Regions from separate parts of the Homo sapiens genome. Here region 1 is linked to region 2. Evidence: read pairs that join two places in POLR2A ChIA-PET (ENCODE). Cell type or tissue: Panc1. All regions are shown on one strand. Each heading gives the region's core, and the rest is flanking DNA. Links, peaks and the distances in the headings are about the cores only. Region 1 has its middle 89 kb from the start of LINC02890. Region 2 holds the start of LOC124903663 (a long non-coding RNA gene).

What was found. Peaks named below come from ENCODE experiments on the same cell type or tissue, not always from the same donor. Only the 100,000 strongest peaks of a DNase experiment are listed, where the experiment ranks them.
Region 1: POLR2A ChIA-PET joins it to region 2 with 5 read pairs; 2 of 35 experiments call an interaction of 5 or more read pairs at or near these places.

Annotation. Positions count from the first base shown.
Region 1 is chr16:22,701,202-22,704,119 of GRCh38, reverse strand. No RefSeq gene overlaps it. Among named protein-coding and RNA genes, the nearest start is that of LINC02890, 89 kb to the right of the region's middle. In Panc1, for the core only: no CTCF peak of the experiment used is centred there; no DNase peak of the experiment used is centred there.
Region 2 is chr16:21,643,370-21,646,287 of GRCh38, reverse strand. All of the region lies in intron 4 of METTL9 (methyltransferase 9, His-X-His N1(pi)-histidine), which reads right to left. It overlaps IGSF6 (immunoglobulin superfamily member 6), which reads left to right. Exons shown (of 6, transcript NM_005849.4): 3 at 1,892-1,998; 4 at 2,690-2,740. LOC124903663 (a long non-coding RNA gene) reads right to left here and starts at 1,892. Exons shown (of 2, transcript XR_007065025.1): 1 at 1,112-1,892. RefSeq lists an enhancer at 563-742. In Panc1, for the core only: no CTCF peak of the experiment used is centred there; no DNase peak of the experiment used is centred there; H3K4me3 peaks cover 820 bases; H3K27ac peaks cover 444 bases.

The DNA.
Region 1 (2,918 bases), core at 161-2,660, 1.1 Mb before region 2:
TGTAATCCCAGCACTTTGGGAGGCCGAAGTGGGCGGATCACCTGAGGTCAGGAGTTTGAGACCAGCCTGGCCAACATGGTGAAACCCCATCTCTACTAAAAATACAAAAATTAGCTGGAAGTGGTAGTGTGCACCTGTAACCCCAGGTACCTGGGAGGCTGAGGCAGGAGAATTGCTTGAAGCTGGGAGGTGGAGGTTGCACTAAGCTGAGATCATGCCACTGCACTCCAGCCTGGGCAACAGAATGAGACTCCATGTAAACAAACAAAAAAAAAACCGCCTACAGATGTTATCCCCTCGCTGATCCTGCCCCAAGCCTTCTTCCTTCGCCTTGAGTAGATTCAGAATGCTCTCATGATGTCAAATCCATGCCCTCAGAGGACAAAACACTATCCCCAAAGACCATGTGTCCTCTACCTGGCCCCCAGCACTCAGTCTGCTTTGGAGGTTGACGTTATAGTTCCACTTCACAGCATGGAATCTTGGGGACATGAAATCACAGGTTACTTACTGGGCTTCCAGAGCTGGAGCCTTGGAGATCCGTCCAACTCTTTTGATGTTGAGGAACCAAGATCAAGTGTAGGAGGGACTCACCAAAGACAAGTCCCTAGTGAGGCTGGATTAGACCCCATATTCCCTTGCTCCATTAAACCAGGAGATTCCCCAGGAAAGGAGACCTTTACATTGCTGCCCACCTACTATGTACCATGCACCAAGCTAGGCGCTGCACATACTTAACCTTGCTAAACCCTCCCAACATCCAAGTGAGGTGTTATTGTGCCATCTTTAACCAATAAATAAACTAAGGCTCAAAGAGTTCAAGTCAACTTGTCCAGATCACCAAGATGTCAAGAAAGGTAACCATATTTCAATTCAAGTCTATTAAACTTTTAATACTGTTATTTCCATCCTCACATCCTCTTCCTCTCTCAGGGTGATGTTAACACGATCTTAAATGTCAAGTTGTATGAGCCAAAAATTCTCGCAAACACTAACATATTCCAATAATAATATTAAAACAAAAACAAGTGGCAGGGTGTGGTGGCTCACACCTGTAATCCTAGCATTTTGGGAGGCCAAGACAGTAAGATTGTTTGAGGCCAGGAGTTCAAGACCAGCCTGGGCAACATAGCGAGGCCCCCTATCTACACAAAAAAACCTTGAAATTTAGCTGGGCACAGTGGCATGTGCCTGTAGTCCAAGCTACTTGGGAGGCTGAGGTGGAAGAATCGCTTGAGCTCAGGAATTCGAGACTGCAGTGAGCTATGATCACAGCCACTGCACTACTCCAGCCTTAGCGACAGAGTGAGACCCTGTCTCAAAACAAAAAAACAAGTGATCTACATTATCTCAATTAATTCTCACAACAGCACTAGGAGGCTGAATCCAGGTTGCCTGGGTTTAAATCATCACCCTTACAAGCTAGGTAAGTGTAGTCAGGCATCACCATCCCTTTGTGTCTCAGTTGCCCCATGAGTAAAATGGGGGAAGCAATATTATCAACCTCATAAGGGTATTGTAAAGATTAAATTAGTTACTACACATAAAGTGCTTAGAGCCATGTCTGGCACATAATAAACATTAATTAATGTTATCTACTATTACTCATCATCATTAAGCAGAGGTCTGAAGAGAAGCACAAGGGCTTCCCCTTCATGTGGGTGACCTGTAGGAACCTCAAACTTAGAACATTGAAATGGAGTTCTTTACTCATCATTCCTCCCACTCTGCACCTGGATTCTGTGCAGCTGCCCAAACATGAAACATCCAACACCTGCTCTCTTTCCTCCCTCTCCCTCTCTACATTCAGGTGGTCACCTAGACTTAGTCAGGTCTTTTCAATCCACCCCTCCTCTCCATCTCCACTGCCTTTGCCCAAGTTCATGGTAGAGCTTATGCCCTATTCTCGTTATGGATCCTTCAAAATCAGTTTGACTCCTTGAGGCCAGCCAGCCCTTCCCACACAGTCAGTACTGGGATCTCCCTAGAAAACAGACCTGGTCCTATGGGCCAGCCATGTCCTGCTGCTTACAGACCTATGCTTGTCCTTCTCCTGCGAGCTGGGTTTCTCCAGCTTCCTGATCTCTGACTTATGGCCGGGTTTGGCCAGTGGGAGGCATGGGTGGGAGAGTCACGGTGGGAAAGGAAGAAGTCAGGGCATTTATCTCCCAGCCTCAGTGCACCAGGCAGTGACTCTGGAAGCTGCTGCATCTTTCCCAAGGTTTAAGCTCAACTGGACAGTCCCCACTGCAGTTCTAGTTCCTACTAATGCCTACTGGACAGCCCTCATCATATATCTAGTTTATAATGGCTCCTTCCAGACAGTCCCCAAGTGAATCTAATCCCACTGACCAGCCCCAGCTCCTAGATTCTACTAACACCACCTCCTCCCTCAGCATTCCCCCAGCCCAAACGGTGGTACTGGCTTCCTACTGGTGATAATAATCTATGAGTTGCTTCACATGCCCTGGTTGGTTTCTCCGCTCTTCCTTCACCTGTGTAGCTAATTCCTTCCCTTAAATGGCCTCTGTTAGAAGTATCTAGGGAGGTTTATGTTTTTCTGCTTGGATCTTGAGCAACTGATACTCCTTATAAATCCCCTGCTTAAATACTTTGCCAGAATCTCTATCTTTTTCTCCACGATTGCATTCAAACACCTTGGAATGTCCTTCAGGCCTATTGCAATGCAGGACTGGGTCACATTTGTAGACACATCTTCCTCTAGGCACACTAAGCTCCTGCCCCCCTGAAATTTCTCAGTCCCCCAAAACAAGCTATGTTGATTCCCAGCTCAGGGGCTTTGACTATGCCATTTTCTCCCCCTGAAATGCCATTCTCTGGCTGGCACATTCTGTTCACATTTCCAAGTCTGTCCCCGCAGTGCAGTCTTCATAGAGTGATCAGAGTGACCCTTTTAA
Region 2 (2,918 bases), core at 316-2,815:
AGATTTGATAAAACCCATGACAATTCCTCAGCCGAGCGAGGACATCAAACATAGCTAAATCCTATCAGTAATTTCACCAAGTCATTCCCTTGAGTAAACTGAGATTAAGACATTCCCGAGAAAAAAAAAGGGGGAATTTCAGAGAAAAAGCTTTACATGATTCTGAAGGAAAAAAGAGAACAGCAGCAACTCCTCGCCTTGTTGGGGTCTCTTCCCTTAGGAAGGACCCTGGTATGATGAGCAGAGATTGTTAAAACATGAACTCAAAATCAACCAGCCCTTCGATTTCAAAATAGGACTCTGAGGAAGGGAGACCATCCAGTATTATAACCTGTGCTTTTAAACTACGAGGGTTCTAATGGGCTTTTGATATTCAAATGTCATTTAACCTTAGTTTATTCTCATCTGTCAGCTAAATTATAAATAAGTTAAGGCACTTAAAGCATTTTTAATAGTGCCTGGCATATAGCAAATAACAAATGTTAGCTACTGATATGAAAACACACACAGCTTTAGAGATTTGTATGTCTCACTGCATTAGCCTTCTAAAAACATGTTAGTCAAAGGGAAAAATGGCTTGTAAAAAGATGAAGGTCTCAAAGCTGCAAGGCTTATATAAAGTGAAGTGAAAGTGAAAGGCAGAATTGAAAGTGTTAAGGCAGACATGGCAACTTCCTGTCTCTTCTACAGAACTCCTATTTTCACACTGAAGCTTTTTTATTTTAGTTGTATAGATGTGGTTAATTTGTTAGTTTCACAAATAAAAATGTATGCTGCATAAACTGCATTCACAGGATAAGCATCTATGGGATTTTTCTTTCTTTTTTTTTAAGACAAGAGTCTTGCTCTGTCGCCCGGGCTGGAGTGCCGTGGCGTGATCTCAGCTCACTGCAACCAACCTCCACCTTCCGGGTTCAAGCGATTCTCCTGCCTCAACCTCCTGAGTAGCTGGGATTACAGGCATGTGCGACCACGCCCAGCTAATTTTGGTATTTTTAGTAGAGATGGGGTTTCGCCATGTTGGCCAGGCTGGTGTCAAACTCCTGATCTCAAGTGATCTGCCCACCTCGGCCTCTCAAAGTGCTGGGATTACAGGCATGAGCCATCACACTCAGTCTCATCTATGGGATATTTAGTTGGAAAGTACAGGCTATTCAGACAGTAAGTACAAATCTAATTGTATTTTGTACTCCAAATAGTCAGGTAATTGAAGACATGGCATGTTACTTAATCCCTACCCAGAGCACAAGACAATTTCTGCAAGGAGAGAGAAATTCCGAATGTGAAAATGGATTCAATAACTCTATTTCCAGAATTTTATCATAAAGAAAGAAGAGCACATTTGGCAAAAGTGCCTGTCTTTCAAGCACGCAGTGAGCACTGCGCTCCTCAATGTATGGCCTTCCCAGGTTCTTTCACAGATGGGACTCTTCAGCTATGTGTACTAGTTCCAAGGCTATAAATATCACCCTTAACAAATACATATGAAAATATCTTAACCACATAGGCAGACTCTTGATGATACTGGTAAACCGTTTCTACCAAAAGAGATTTTAGATGCCCTTGAACAAACTGTCTGGAAATGTTTATCTAACTTCAAATAATCCTTTATCTAAAAAGTGATGCTTAGCAATATGACAAATGGTTGGTTGAATTTTTTTAATGTTTAAAAACGAGTAACATTTTTGGTTTAACACATTTAAAGAACTGATGAACTGGCTTTAACTATTACATACTTGAGTACCTTTTGAGGTCTAGTTTTTATACGAATAGGCAAGCAGAGTAAGTTCACGTTTCACCTCTAAAACGCAGTGTGAAGGATACTTTACACATGTATTTGAAAGAATAGGCTTTAATAGTCAATGTGCTTCTTTCTGTTTTTGTCATTAAGAAATTAAGCTGCTCAGCAAGGAACTGCGGAGCTTCCTGACAGCTCTTGTATCACTGCTCTCTGTCTATGTGACCGGTGTGTGCGTGGCCTTCATACTCCTCTCCAAAGTAAGTCAAATCCTCTTGCATGGAATGTCCCTATATCCTTGAATATTATCAAAAGAAAAATAATTTCTATCTCTCCACAAGTTATGGGCCTCAGCAAGAGCTCCCTAATTAACATTTTCCTGTGCATCTGCAGGGAACACCACCTGCAGAAGAGGTCTTTGGAAGAAGGCATCATACATTCTCATCACTGAAATTATTAGCCAGGGGACATAGTTTGCTGTTTTCTCTTTAAAGCCCAGTAGCATGGGATTAAGAAGAGAGCCATCCACTATGCTATCTTTCTGCTGTAGGGGTGAGGTGTGGGCAGGTGGAGGGCGAGATATTACTGTTATCTACGAAAGCCTTAAGAACAGTCTTTAAGAACAAAAATGGGTTGATGAAGAAACTAAAAGCCGCCTTAAAATCTTCAAAAAGGGCTAAAGTTATTAAAAAAGAATACCTTTTGGCTATGTGTATAAGAAGGGAGATGTATACCATTGTGTTAGGATTACTATAAATCCTACAATCAACGTCAGTTTGTTCAATTAGTTTTTAATGGAGTAAAAGCATCTCAAAAATGATGTAAAAATTAAGTCTCATTGTATATCACTTAAATATTAAGTTAGTTTAATCTTATTAGGGCATGAGATATCTGCCACCATTGTTATGAGTACATAAAATGTTTCATAGACTTTCCTTCTCTTCTTGGCAGTCAAAATCCAACCCTCTAAGAAACAAAGAAATAAAAGAAGACTCACAAAAGGTACAGACCAACACTTGAAAAATATTTTTTAAATTGTGGCTGGTTGTAACGATTTCAAAACTGAAATATTTTTTAGCTTTTAAATATTTAAATGTTAAGTTTAAACAGAATATCAAGGTAACTTTCAACTGCAGACACTATTTCCTATTGTTGAGAAACTCAATGACAAAATAATCTC